Linked DNA regions of Homo sapiens: region 2 is linked to region 1. A link is a contact called in ENCODE Hi-C or POLR2A ChIA-PET data. All regions are on one chromosome and are shown on one strand. Each heading gives the region's core, a stretch centred on a gene start or an enhancer-like site at or near the end of the contact. The rest is flanking DNA. Distances are from core to core; before and after follow the strand shown.

What was found. Hi-C counts contacts between places; a loop is a spot of excess contacts on that map. ChIA-PET counts read pairs that join two places held with the same protein, here RNA polymerase II (POLR2A). Pooled maps may share reads with other maps.
Region 2: a loop to region 1 is called in a pooled map, with 2.2 times the contacts of the local background. The contact joins two enhancer-like sites. A Hi-C loop is called at or near these places in 6 of 50 pooled maps. POLR2A ChIA-PET finds 5 or more read pairs at or near these places in 2 of 52 experiments (CD4-positive, alpha-beta T cell and T-cell).

Annotation. Positions count from the first base shown.
Region 1 is chr6:36,421,002-36,427,755 of GRCh38, forward strand. PXT1 (peroxisomal testis enriched protein 1) reads right to left here. Exons shown (of 5, transcript NM_152990.4): 3 at 4,913-5,090. The coding sequence starts at 5,081. Among named protein-coding and RNA genes, the nearest start is that of PXT1, 18 kb to the right of the region's middle. Within about 2 kb of position 2,355, at least 30 of the 41 ENCODE cell types and tissues checked have a DNase peak (open chromatin) inside an H3K27ac peak, as active enhancers do.
Region 2 is chr6:36,112,861-36,119,614 of GRCh38, forward strand. It overlaps a transcript of MAPK14 not described here. Among named protein-coding and RNA genes, the nearest start is that of MAPK13, 14 kb to the right of the region's middle. RefSeq lists an enhancer at 2,378-2,457. Within about 2 kb of position 2,396, at least 6 of the 41 ENCODE cell types and tissues checked have a DNase peak (open chromatin) inside an H3K27ac peak, as active enhancers do.

The sequences.
Region 1 (6,754 bases), core at 1,105-3,604:
CCAAGATTGTGCCACTGCACTCCAGCTTGGGCGACAGATAGAGACTCCGTCTCAAAAAAAAAAAAAAAAGTATCTCGGAAGTGTCATAATTGTATTGTGGTTATGCAGAAAAATATCCTTGTTCTTAGGATAAAGCAAATGGGGCAAAATTAAAAAACAACAACAACAACGACAAAAAAAAACCAAGGCCAGGTGTGGCTGACGCCTGTAACCCCAACACTTTGGAAGGACAAGGCAGGATCATTGAGCCCAGGAGTTAAGATGAGCCTGGGTAACAAAGTGAGATGCTGTCTCTACAAAAAACAAAAAATTAGCTGGGCCTGATGATGCATACCTATGGTCCCAGCTACTTGGGAGGCTGAGGCAGGAAGACCACTTGAGCCCAGGAGTTCGAGGCTGCCATGAGCTATGATCGCGCCACTGCACTTCAGCCTGAGCAACTGAGTAAGACCCTGTCTCAAAAAAAGCAAAGCAAAACAAAACTGATTAATCTGTGGGAAGGGTTTACGAATAACCACAGAGTTAATTTTGCCACTTTTCTGTAGATTTAAAATTTTCCAAGACAAATATTAGGGGAGAAAAAGTATCTCAGGAAAGTTTTTAAAACTTAAATAGAACTTTTTAATTTCTACAAACTTTTAAAAATATTTTAGAGAGTGTGTTTTGCTACATTGCCCAGGCTGATCTCAAACTCCTGGGCTCAAGCAATCCTCCCATCTCAGCCTCTGGAATAGCTGGGATTACAGAGGCAAGCCGCTGCACTAGCTTAGTTTCTACAAACTTTTTAGACTGGTTTTCAAAGCCCTTGGAATGTATTTCAACTGATTGGTCCAACCTCCTTACTCTTCTTTTAGAACCCTATGCTCTAACTAAATTGTATCTTTATCTGACCAAATCTTACCTCAATGATTTTTGAAAATTACTTTCTCTAAGATGCCTTTTTTGAGTCTTCCAAAATCATGTGATCTCTCACTACTTTGTCTACAGCACTTTTAGTTCTATTGAGATATATCATATCCTACGATTTGTTACAGTCATTGTATATTTTTCTTATACAAAACAACAGAGATAATGCATATTAGACTGTATATTAATATGTATTGTATATTAAATGTATATTGATATGTATATTAGATATGTATACTTACCTATTGAATAACACTGTCTTTAACAATCATTGTAGGTTACAACCAGGCACTCCCTAAGAACTTGGAATTAAGAGAACAAATGTCTCCTGAGAACTAAGGGGCAAGATTAATGTATGTATAGTGGAAATGGGTGAGATGGGCAGTAATTGGAAGGGGAGAGGCTCCCAGTTCTCCCTTGCACAAGCTGCTCCCTCTGTCTGCAACCTCCATCCCCCTTAACCCCTTCAGGTCTCATGTCAGGGGTTGCATCTTGAGGGAAGCCTTCTCTGATCTCCCTGCTAGGTCAAATCCCCCATTATGACATCTAGACCTCTCCTTAGCACTTATCACATTATATTTAACATTGATATGTGCAATTAACTACTGTCTGCTTCCTTTACCAGACCATACGCTCCATGACTGAAGGAACTGGTACTGTTTTTATTTATCACTGTCATCTCAGTACCTAGCACAGTGCCTGGAATATAGTAGGTTCTAGAATTTCTGGAATGAATGAACGAATTAAAAAAGAAAATGTATATCTAGAGGAGGAAGGGTTGGTGAGCCATCGAGGCAAAAAATTAAAAAAAGCAAAAGCAAAGCTTCCAAGCACTCTTAAAGAGAAAAATAAGCTAAACTGTACTCTCTATTGAATTCTACAATTATATTTCCCATTTATACTACTTACACACACATGCACACGCATTTATTTATTTAGCCCTTTCCCATCAGTAATTATTACACTTCTGCCCCTTGTCAAATCACTCCATTCCCGCACAGCAATGGTGGGCAGGGCCTCCTTTTGCTTTTACTCATCTTTGTTTCCCCAGGAGTTTCTAATTTCCCTTAAATGATGTGTATCAGGATGGTTGCTCTGGACTTCCCACGACCCTCAACTCTTCTAAGAAAATGTGGCTTTGAATTCCCCATACAAAAATTATGTATTTTCCCCCGAAGAGTTATGTTTGTATGTGTAGAGCGCCCCCAAAGAGATAAATCTTGGCTTCAGCGAGTCACATTCCTGCCTTGTGGTTTCCATTTTCAGTCTGTCTGTGTCACAGCCCCGGACAGAAGCCACTGAGGGGAGAGGTGGACCTCCTCAATCTCCTGCTTCCTCAGTAAGAGTTTTCCTCTGGACAGTACTTAGGCATTTTCTCAGGCTCCCCGCCAGAGAGCGCCGCCAGGTCCTCGGAACCACCTCGCGCACTTTAGCTGGGCGCGCGACCCGCGCAACCAGTGAGAACCCCGCTCCCGCCCTAGGCTTTCTGTGGTGGAAAAAGCGCGCGCGCGGACGAGCAGGTTAGGCGATAGAGGTCACGTGGGCCAGCTGTGGCCAATGGGGAGCGCACATGGCGACGCGGCCGGCGGCGGCGCGCGCGTAGCTCGCCTCGGGCTCCTGGCGGGAGCGGGAGTTAGGGAGGCCGGGTTCCCGAATTACACACACCAGCGTTATTTATTCTATCAGTCTTTGGTTACTCTATCTGGCGTTCTCGACGCCGTAATAACAAGTTCGTGCCCCCTCACACCGCCCCCTCATTCCGCACATCCCTCATTTCTTCAGTGGTATCATAAAGATGAAGGGGAGAAACGCGCTGCTGCCTGAACAGAAAGGCAACCCAGGTGTCCTGGGCCAGAAGTGGGAGGACATGGGAGACAGCACTTTATTGGAAGATCCCTGGTTTCTAATTGTTTGGCAGGCGTTGAAAGCACATTGGTGGCCCACCAGACTACCAGTCACTAATGAGATTTGACATATAACTCGCGTATGGTAAAACGGGAGTTCTAGGCATGAAAACAAGCATGTACGTTAGCTAGTGGGTTGTTAACTCTAAATCAAGGGCAGCAGCGTTAGTAACTTCACCTGCCTCTTCTTTTGAAGTGAAACTGTAATTAGGAAAGCATTTGAGGCAAAAGTAGCAACGCCCACAGAACGCCTCGGAAGACAGCGATCAGCTTCACAAGGAATCTGAGGATCAGGAGGTAGAGTGTGAAAACATACTGGAAAGAGTTTACAATAAAACATAAAATCTTAGAATAGTGGCGACGATTGCACAACGTTGTGAGTATACTAAAACCCTCTGTCCGTACACTTTAAAAGGGTGAACTTTATGTTAAGTGAATTACGTCTCTTAAAAAAAATTACAAGTTCCTAGAAGGTGTTCATAGGTGACACAATCTCAGACTTTGGGGAATAATTGTTGTTGACAACGGAATTAACAAATGAAGATTCAGGCGGAGCGCGGTGGCTCACGCCTGTAATCCCAGCACTTTGGGAGACCGAGGCGGGCAGATCACGAGGTCAGGAGATCAAGACCATCCTGGCTAACACGGTGAAACCCCGTCTCTACTAAAAATACAAAAATGAGCCGGGCGTGGTGGCGGGCGCCTGTAGTCCCAGCTACTCGGGAGGCTGAGGCAGGAGAATGGCGTGAACCTGGGAGGCGGAGCTACAGTGAGCCGAGATCGCGCCACTGCACTCCAGCCTGGGTGACAGTGCGAGACTCCGTCTCAAAAAAACAAAAACAAATACAAAAACAGATGAAGATTCAAAATTTCAGTCAATTCAGTGCTTTCTAAAAAATGGATACCAGGCCGGTCGCGGTGGCTCACACCTGTAATCCCAGTACTTTGGGAGGCCGAGGCGGGCGGATGACTTGAGGTCAGGAGTCCAGCCTGGCCAACACGGTGAAACCCCCGGCTCTACTAAAAATACAAAAATTAGCCGGGCATGCAGTGAACCGAGACTGTACCACTGCACTCCAACCTGGGCGACAAAGTGAGACTCTATCTCAAAAAAAAAATCTGGTGTGGTGGCAAGCAACTATCAGGATGCTTGAAATTTCCCTTTCTCAAGTGGCATGTAATTCTTTTAAAATTAGATATTAGGTTGAAGTTAATGTTCATAATCCCTCTCAGGTATCTAGCATATTTTTTATCTAAAAGCCTAAAACCTCATAAATTTACCTAACACTGTCCTTTAATGCTCTTCAAAACATAAAACTTTAATTTTCCAGCATTCTGGGGCATTTAGGAATCACACATTTTTGCAAAGCAAAATTCCAAATGTATCTTTCCTTCATGTTCTCTCCTCTAGTGGCAAAATCGAGAAGAAATCTAATCTGAATGTTCCCTACCTTAACAATACTGACACTGTCAGGTCCAATTTAAAGACTAATTTTTATTAAAAGATAAATTTGATCTATTTTAGCCCATTTGGGATTACCTTAATTGGTCGTCACAGCAATGATTCAGGGCTAATGGAAACTAAAGAGATTTAGTACCATGAAGCAAAGTCACTTTTAGATTTTTGCCACCTAAGAACTGGGATGAATAGATTTTCTTATAGTTCATATTTAAATAATATATTTAATGTGGGTTGGGCACGGTGGCTCACGCCTGTAAATCTAGCACTTTGGGAGGCCTATGAGGGGGGATCAGTTGAGGTCAGGGGTTCGAGACCAGCCTGGCCAACATGGTGAAACCCCCTCTCTACTAAAAATATTTAAAAAATTAGCCCAGCGTGGTGGTGGGCGCCTGCAATCCCAGCTACTCGGGAGGCTGAGGCAGGAGAATCGCTTAAACCCAGGAGCCAGAAGTTGCAGAGAGCTGAGATGGCACCACTGCACTTCAGCCTGGGTGACAGAGCGAGACTCTGTCTCAAAAAACAAAAACAAAAAATATATATATATATATATATATATTTAATGTCCAATTTTATGGTCTTAATAGCAAGAAAAACACATGCTAAGTAAACTATTTATCTTAGTTTAATCCAAATATCTTACCTGGGTTCCTTGACATGGCTGGAACTGGCTGGGAGCTGACAAGTTGGGTCATGTATGCCTTCTGAAAACTGTATTTTAACCACAGTGATTTGCAACAATGTGTTACTTTGGGAGATGGATTGAGAACTTCTTTAGTTTCATAAACAATGCCATCATGTTTTTTCTTCATGTTTTTTCCCTGTTGAAAAACATATTTTCAGAGGCTTTCCCCCATTTCTCAGTAAATATTTGGTATTTTAGATAAATATTAATGTTTTAACAATATCAGCAGCATTTATTCCACATATAAGAGAGTTATGGATTGGGGTAGAAGGTGGACCAGAGTGATCCCTAAGGTCTTTTTCGATTTAGTTAAACATCTTTCTAGGCTGCCGCATCCTTATCACCTATTACACCGGCCTGCATCCTTATCTCCCATTAGTCTTTCTTCTCTCTCTCTCGCTTTTTTTTTTTTTTTTTTTTTTTTTTTTTTTTGAGACGAAGTTTTGCTCTTGTTGCCCAGGCTGGAGTGCCATGGCCCCATCTCGGCTCACCACAACCTCTGCCTTCTGGGTTCAAGCAATTATCCTGCCTCAGCCTCCTGAGTAGCTGGGATCACAGGCATGCGCCACCACGCCTGGCTAATTTTGTATTTTTAGTAGAAACAGGGTTTCACCATGTCGGCCAGGCTGGTCTCAAACTCCTGACCTCAGGTGATCCGCCTGCCTCAGCCTCCCAAAGTGTTGGGATTACAGGCGTGAGCCACAGCACCTGGCCTCTTCTCTTTTCAAGAGCCACATTCCATCAGGGGAAGTGTGTAAATTGGTACACTGAGAAAAAGAGAGACAAATGGGTATAGCCAAAATAAAGTAGATCAAAACCTAGAGAGGCGGAGAGGGGTGGAGATGGAATACAACACACTCTTTGTCCTATTTCCTCATGTGTGTGTGTGTTTCCTCCCCAAAACAATTCTCATAGTCCTCTTTGATCCTTCATACACACACATTCTGTCTCTGCAGACACTAATATGAAGATTACTCTTCCGCCCCCTTTCCCTTTTCCCCTCCAATATTGTAGAATCAATCCAAATGAGATGAAGAATTGCATTAGGACTTTTTTTTTCTTTTTTTTTTTTGAGACAGAGTCTTGCTCTGTCGCCCAGGCTGGAGTGCAGATCTCGGCTCACTGCAACCTCTGCCTCCTGGGTTCAAGCAATTCTCCTGCCTCACCCTCCCGAGTAGCTGGGACTACAGGTGCGTGCCACCATGCCCAGCTAATTTTTATATTTTTAGTAGAGACGGGGTTTCACCATATTGGCCAGGCTGGTCTTAAACTGCTGACCTCGTGATCTGCCCTCCTCAGCCTCCCAAAGTGCTGGGATTACAGGTGTGAGCCACCATGCCCGGCCGCATTATGACTTGTTGTCTTCCTGGGCATTTAATTCTTTTGACTTGAAGGGTGGCCACAGAGTTCAAAACTTTCTGTTCTACCTCCTAAATCTACCTTCTATTCTAACTTCTAAATCTAAGTTACTGGAAAGGGAAAGAATGGCTAAGACCACAATGAGCTGCTAAGATAATAGAGGTGGACTTCAGGAGCCTTACATCAGTGCTGTCTAATAAAAATAAGTGAACCACATATATGATTTTAAGTTTTCTAGTAGCTACATTTAATAAGTAAAAAGAAATGAGTAAAATTAATTTTAATGATATATTTTATTTAATCTAATATATCCCCAAATAAATCTAAATATTGTCATTTCAACATGTAATCAATATAAAAAATTATTAATGAAATATTTTACATTCTTATTAATTTAAGTCAAGTCTTCAAAATCTGGTATGCATTTTGCACTTACAGCAC
Region 2 (6,754 bases), core at 1,146-3,645, 310 kb before region 1:
ATATGCTTACAGTATAACCATAGAGACTAACAGAAGACCAGAATACAGTGGGCAGGATAAATACATTGGCTTCAGGTACTTAAGAAGCAAAGAGGGACTAACTTTTTATAAATAGCTCATTAGTGAATGTTTTCACATTGGGATGACTTTCACTTCTCTATATAATTTGGTAGCTGCAAGGACTTGGTTAATGAATATGCAAATAATAAAGACCCCCTTTTATTTATAATGCAGATATGTTTTAATAATGTACATGCCCTTTGAACTTAGCATTTACACTTCTCAGAAGTCTTCAGCCTGAGCAACATAGCTGGGGACTCTTGACTCTACATTAGCCAGGTGTGGTGGTGCATGCCTTGTAGTCCCAGCTGCTTGGGAGGCTGAGGTGGGAGGATCTCTTGAGCCCAGGAGTTCAAGGCTGCAGTGAGTCATGGTTGTGCCACTGCATTCCAGCCTGGGTGACATAGTGAGACCCTGTCTCATAAAAAAAAAAAAAAAAAAAAAAAAAGGTCTTAAGTGCACAAAGTAGAATGTTTTTCAGTGTCACATTCTTTGTACAGCAAAATACTGGAAGTAACCCACATATCTATGAATAAGGACTTGATTGAATAAGATGGTCATCTGTGCAGTGGAATACCATCCAGCTAGGCATGGATAGATGTGCAACATACATTGTGAAGGAGAAAAAGTCAGTGGCAAACTGTAGTATCCTAGCCCCCTTTTTTGTTGATAGGTAATGCCTGGCTAGGAAATGAATATACATTGAACTGTTAGCAACCATCTCTAGGCAGTGGGATTGTGCCCTTTAATTTTTATGCTATTTCTGTAATGTGTACCTTTTTTTACACTGAGAGTTTTGTTTTGTGATCAGAAGAAACCTTTTCTTTCTTTGTTTTGTTTTTTAATGAGAAAGGTGTTTAAAAGTCTATGTGACCTGGGGAACCATTCTCAAATTTCAGTTTTGCCAGGGCTAGAGCCCAGCCTTTCAAGGCAGGAGAACAGTTGCTGGAAAGAAATTGCACCCAGCTGTTAGGCCTCTGGCAAGCAAAGCCGCACCAGTACTTTGTAGCGGCATTCTCCACCCAGCTGGGAGGGTTTGGTTGTTTCTTCTTCAGTAGAAGGGTGTATTTTAAGGATCTTAAGCAGGATTTTTCAATTTTGGCACTATTGGCATCTCAGACCAGATAATTATTTGTTGTGGAAGCTGTCCTGTGCAGTGTAGGGTGTTAGGCAGCATCCCTGGCCTCTACCCACTAATGCCAGTAGCACTCATGCTCCCTTCCCCCAGTTGGGATAGCCAGAGATGTCTCCAGATGTTGTTGCCAAATGGCTTCTGGGGAACAAAATCATCCCTGGTTGAAAACCATGAATCTAACACTTCATCCCTCCTAATCTTGCAGAACACCAAAGCCTCTTTTCTTGAAAAAAGAGTTAACACCCACTGGCCTGTTGTAACTTAAAGAAGTAGTTTGGTGGCCGGGCACGGTGGCTCATGCCTGTAATCCCAGCACTTTGGGAGGCCGAGGTGGGCGGATCACCTGAGGTCAGGAGTTCAAAACCAGCCTGGCCAACATGGCAAAACCCTGTCTCTACTAAAAATACAAAAAATTAGCCGGGCTTGGTGGTGGGCACCTGTAATCCCAGCTACTTGGGAGGCTGAGGCAGGAGAATCGCTTGAACCTGGGAGGCGGAGGTTGCAGTGAGCCAAGATGACACCGCAGCACTCCAGCCTGGGCAACAAGAGTGGAACTCTGTTTAAAAAAAAAAAAAAAAAGTAGCTTGGCATCTTGGAGGAAAAGTACAAATTGGAAAGGCCTTTTTAGACTCAAATACATATTTTTAGGGGAAATATGTTTGGTACTGAATAAAGGTCATTTCATTTCTTAAAAAAAAACAGTAGGTTGAGTAAATTAAGTTATCCTTTGTTCAGAAGTTCTTTGCCATTATCCACAGGCAGAAAATCTGGTAATTAAACTGGGGGTATGACTACAAGATTTTCTTAGACCAGTAAGGAAATAACAAATCTCAATGTGCCTGGTGTGTTGTCGACACTCAAGATACTGGTTAGTCTGCATCTCACGAGTTGACAGGGGGCATCGAGGCTGTCTTGTTAGGGGGAGTTTGCAGCCTTCTGCATCTGGGAACAGTGTGTGTCTCTAAAGCCAACTGGGGAGAGAGCTTCTGAGGACAAATGGTCCTGAGGCAGTTTCTGGAAAACCCATTATTGAAGCCATAGGCTGTGGTCTAAGTACGCATAGCCAGTGGGATAATGTTATATTGCAGAGTTATTTGAGTAGTTCAATTTAAGGAAGGTGCTTTGTTTAGAAGTTATTATAAGTTAAATAAGGAAGTAACCTTCAGTTTGCAACTAAAAATAGAAACTGCCACCACCATTTGAGTGTCAGTTGCAGCAGAAAAGAAGAAGGTGTAAAACCACAGACCCAGCCTAGATTCTTAACAAAAACCAGTGGTTCTAAACTCTTGTCAGATCTATTACCCTTTGCATAACTAATATTTTATAATACCTCTTTTATAATGCTGAGGTGAAATTCATAGATAATTCACACAATTTCAAAGAAAATATAATGATCCAATATAAATGACAAAGGAAAAATACGAATACATTTCCATATATAAGTGCTGGCTGGGCATGGTGGCTCGCACCTGTAATCCCGGCACTTTGGGAGGCTGAGGCGGGCAGAACACTTGAGGTCAGGAGTTTAGGATGAGCCTGGCCAACATGGAGAAACCCGTCTCTACAGAAAATTTTTAAAACGTTAACTGGGGCGGGGCGCAGTGGCTTACACCTGTAATCACAGCACTTTGGGAGGCTGAGGCAAGTGGATCACTCGCCATCCTGGCCAACATGGTGAAACCCCATCTCTACTAAAAATACGAAATTAGTACAAGATAGAAAAATTAGTCAGCTGTGGTGGCACCCACCTGGGTCCCAGCTACTCAGGAGGCTGAGGCGGGAAAATTGCTTGAACCTGGGAGGTGGATCTTGCAGTAAGCTGAGATCATGCCACTGCACTCCAGCCTGGGCAACAGAGGGAGACTCCGTCTCAAAAAAAAAAAAAAAAATGAAAAAATAAAAAGTTATCTGGGCATGGTGGCACACACCTGTAGTCCCAGCTACTGAGGAGGCTGAGGCAGGAAGATTGCTTAAGCCATGGAGGTTGAGGCTGCAGTGAGCCATGATCATTCCACTGCACTCCAGCCTGGGTGACAGAGTGAGACCCTGTCTAAAAAAAAATAAAAAGTAAATTCTCAGGCATAGCTACATAAAAGAAATAATGAAGTAGTTAGATGCTTGTACCTATACATAGAATCACCTTGAATATGACAGCTCCAAATGCGTACTGATACAGTTGTGTTGTCTTGACAACTCAGATACCATGGCTGACTGCTGTCAGTCATGATTTTTCTGAAAGTGGTAAGCAACTCTTGGTAAAAATTTCAAACAAACAATTAGAATCTTTTTTTTTTTTTGGACAGGGTCTCAGTCTGTTGCCCAGCCTGGAGAACTTTTTTATTTACTCAGTTGTGATCCTGGGAAATGTAAGTATATTAATATGCAGAAAAGTATTTGTTTGATATGTAAAACCAAGTTACAGTCTAGGCTCAGATAATCATAAATAGTTTTTTCCACCTTCATGAATGTCCAGCAGGATGTTTGTAATGTGAAGCAATTCTTGTTAAGAATCCCACTCTGCACAGTGGCCCGTGCATGCTCATATCAGTAATACTCCTGATCAGTATGATAACCAAAAATGGCCCCAGAGATTTCAGTGCACCCGCTGAGAACTGCTGACAGATCAAATGACTCTGGGACACCTGGAGTCCTAAGAAGTGAAACCTCCACAATGCAGGACAGACCTGGCTCCCTATGGTCTTCCTTCCTTCCTTCACCTCCTTCCCCCTACTTTCCTTACCTCCCTACTAAAAAGTAGTTCTTTTAATGAACTGCTACTGTATGTTAGGCAATTTACATTCTTGCATATTCTATACAAGTAATGTCTCTTTCTCAGTCACGTTACAACTGAGGCTAGATTCAACAGACTATCCTGATATCAACGTTGAAAGACTCCTGGTTCCAAAGAGTTTTATAGCATTGGTGTTAGACAATCCTCTTTTGGTTTTTTTAAAGAAAATTTAAAAAAATTAATTCAGCATAATTTCCATAAGGACTCCCTGGCTGCTGCTGGCCAAATTGGGGAGGAGTCCCTGGCAGCCACAGCCAGGCACTGGTGCCTTATCTTGTTCAGCACACACTGGGTCTCTCTCCCTAGTTCCAGGCCCCTTGCCCTCGCTTCTCTACTCATCTGGGATAGAAATGCACCTCCAGGCCTCTGAAGAGAAACTACCTTTTCCCTCTTTCAGCCAAAAGGGCTCAAGCCAGCACTCGCTTTGTATGTCCTAGAAGATGAGCATGCTTCCCTCTGGCTCTCTATAGCAGTGCTCTAATGGGACAAAGTCACTGTGTGCTCTTGCTTTCTCTCCTGGTCTTTGTGCGTGATAGTCCCTCTCTCTAGAACCCTCTTCCTCCTCCTCATTCCTCTGAGCTAATGTATTCGTTCTTCTGTTCAGCCTTGACATCACTCCCTCAGTAAATTTCTGACCATTCCCAAGCCTGGATTAGCTGTGTCTTCTGCATGCACCCTGTAATCTGGAATGATCATTGGTGGCACTGATTACACTGCTTTATCATTGCTTGCTGTTTGTACCACCTGCTCAAAAAAGAAAAACATATAAAGGTTAAGGATACAGGCTCTGGAACCTTTGATGTGATTAAGTAATTTGCTCAAGATTGTACCAATAATAGAGAGTGGGGCTGTGAGGACTAAATGAGTTAAGACATGAAAAACCCTGAGTATACAGTAAATGCTAAATACTGGCTTAAGGCTGCATGTCATCGAAGACAGATCATGTCTTGTTCACTGTGGTGTCCCTGTCACCTAGCTTGGTACCTGGCACACAGTAGGCATTCAGTCCTTATTGACCGAGTCCATAAATGACTGTCAGCTTTTAATCCCTTGCAGATCACCTTGTCTTTTGCTTCCTGTTTTTACAATCAATAGTCTTTAGAAGCAAAGATCATTTAAAGAAAAACCAAATATGTAGGGGTTATCTGCCTTGCCTAAGAAATGGTGCTGTGTGGAATTTCCTTGTTTAAGAAGAGATACGTGTTAGAAGAATTGGCTTCTGATTCTCTTTGCTGTGTCTTGCTGTGTAATTCAAGTTGGCTGCACAGCAATTTAATGAATTAGAACAAGAACCAAAAGATTATTGAAAGTGGCTGATGGCCATAATCTAGATAATTCCTACTGTGTCCCCATCCATCTGCCACTTTAAAATGAAAATAGCAAGGCAAAAGAAAGATAATTGGAAGGCATTATGGTGTCTTGCACCCTCATTCAGCCATTCTACAAATATCTATTAGGTACCTTCCATCTGTCAGGCACTGGGAATATGGGAAAGAATAAAAGTCAAATTCCTGTCCCCATGGAGTTGTTCGTTGTTTTCATGGGAAAAGGCAGTGGTAAACAATGACTGTACCATCTCGCTGGCACCCCTAGAACAGAACATCTAAGCACCTGTTGCTGGAGGCCATTTCTGGGCCGGTGCACCTTTGATCCACCTCCCTGGCACTCAACTGACAGACAACAGGATTTCTCGTGGCGTCCAGGGCTGCATGTCCTCTTGGGTTACCTCGACCTGATCAGCTGGCTCCACTGTGTGTTTCCAGTGTGAGGTGTGAGGTCACCATCCGCTGCCATTACACAAAGACCCATTTCCCCTGGGCCATTGCTCAAGTATGACAGAGCTGATTGTCCTGTATGGAAACTCAGCCACTCACAGCTCTGCCCAGTGAGACAGGCAATGACTATCTGATCATGGTTGCTGACACAGTGCTTGTGGTGGGGAGTGTCCCTATCTGGAGGCAAACAGCCGAGTGGCTGCTGTGCCCTCAACAAGCCCCACCCTGCTTCACGGTGAGGAAACAGCCCCCACCCAACCAGTCCTCTCCCCAGCCTCCAGTTGAGTCAGGTGCCCCCCTCCAAGTGTTTATGTAATTTGTGCTGATCTTACCAGGGTCAAAGCACTTACCACATTACTTTGTCTAACTATTATTCTTTCATGACACAAAACATATTTATTGTTGAAAATGTTTAAATGTAGTAGGTAACATCTATTATCCCACTACCTGGAAATAATAGCTGTTGACAGATTGGCATAACTCCAAGAAATTTTTTTAAATCTGGAAAACATCGCTTTTAAAACTCATTATTATTCAGTGATCTGTGTCAATAAATGGCATTGAAACAGCTAGATAGACACTTTCCTCCTTCAGCCACAATCATTTCCAGACAGGTCAAAGATTTAAATGGAGAAAGGCTTTCAAAGCATGTCCCCAAACCTAGAAACCATGCAGGAAAAGGCAAATGAATTTGCCCGTGCAAAAACTGTAGAGCTTTCATACATTGGCGTCCATTTGGCAGGATTCAGTAAGGGCAGAAGCTGTACATAGCTGCGGTTCTAGGTAATTCTAGAACTTTCTAGAAGCTTTCTCGTATGTCAACAAGGAACAGAGTACAGACTTTTCACTCAACATCATTTGTAATAGCAGGAAAAAATGGGAACAAACCTCAAACACCATCAATAGGGGAATAGGAAATAAACTGCAGTATGTATTCATGCAATGAAATATTAAATGGCAGTGAAGACAAATGAACTAGAATGATTCCCCCAC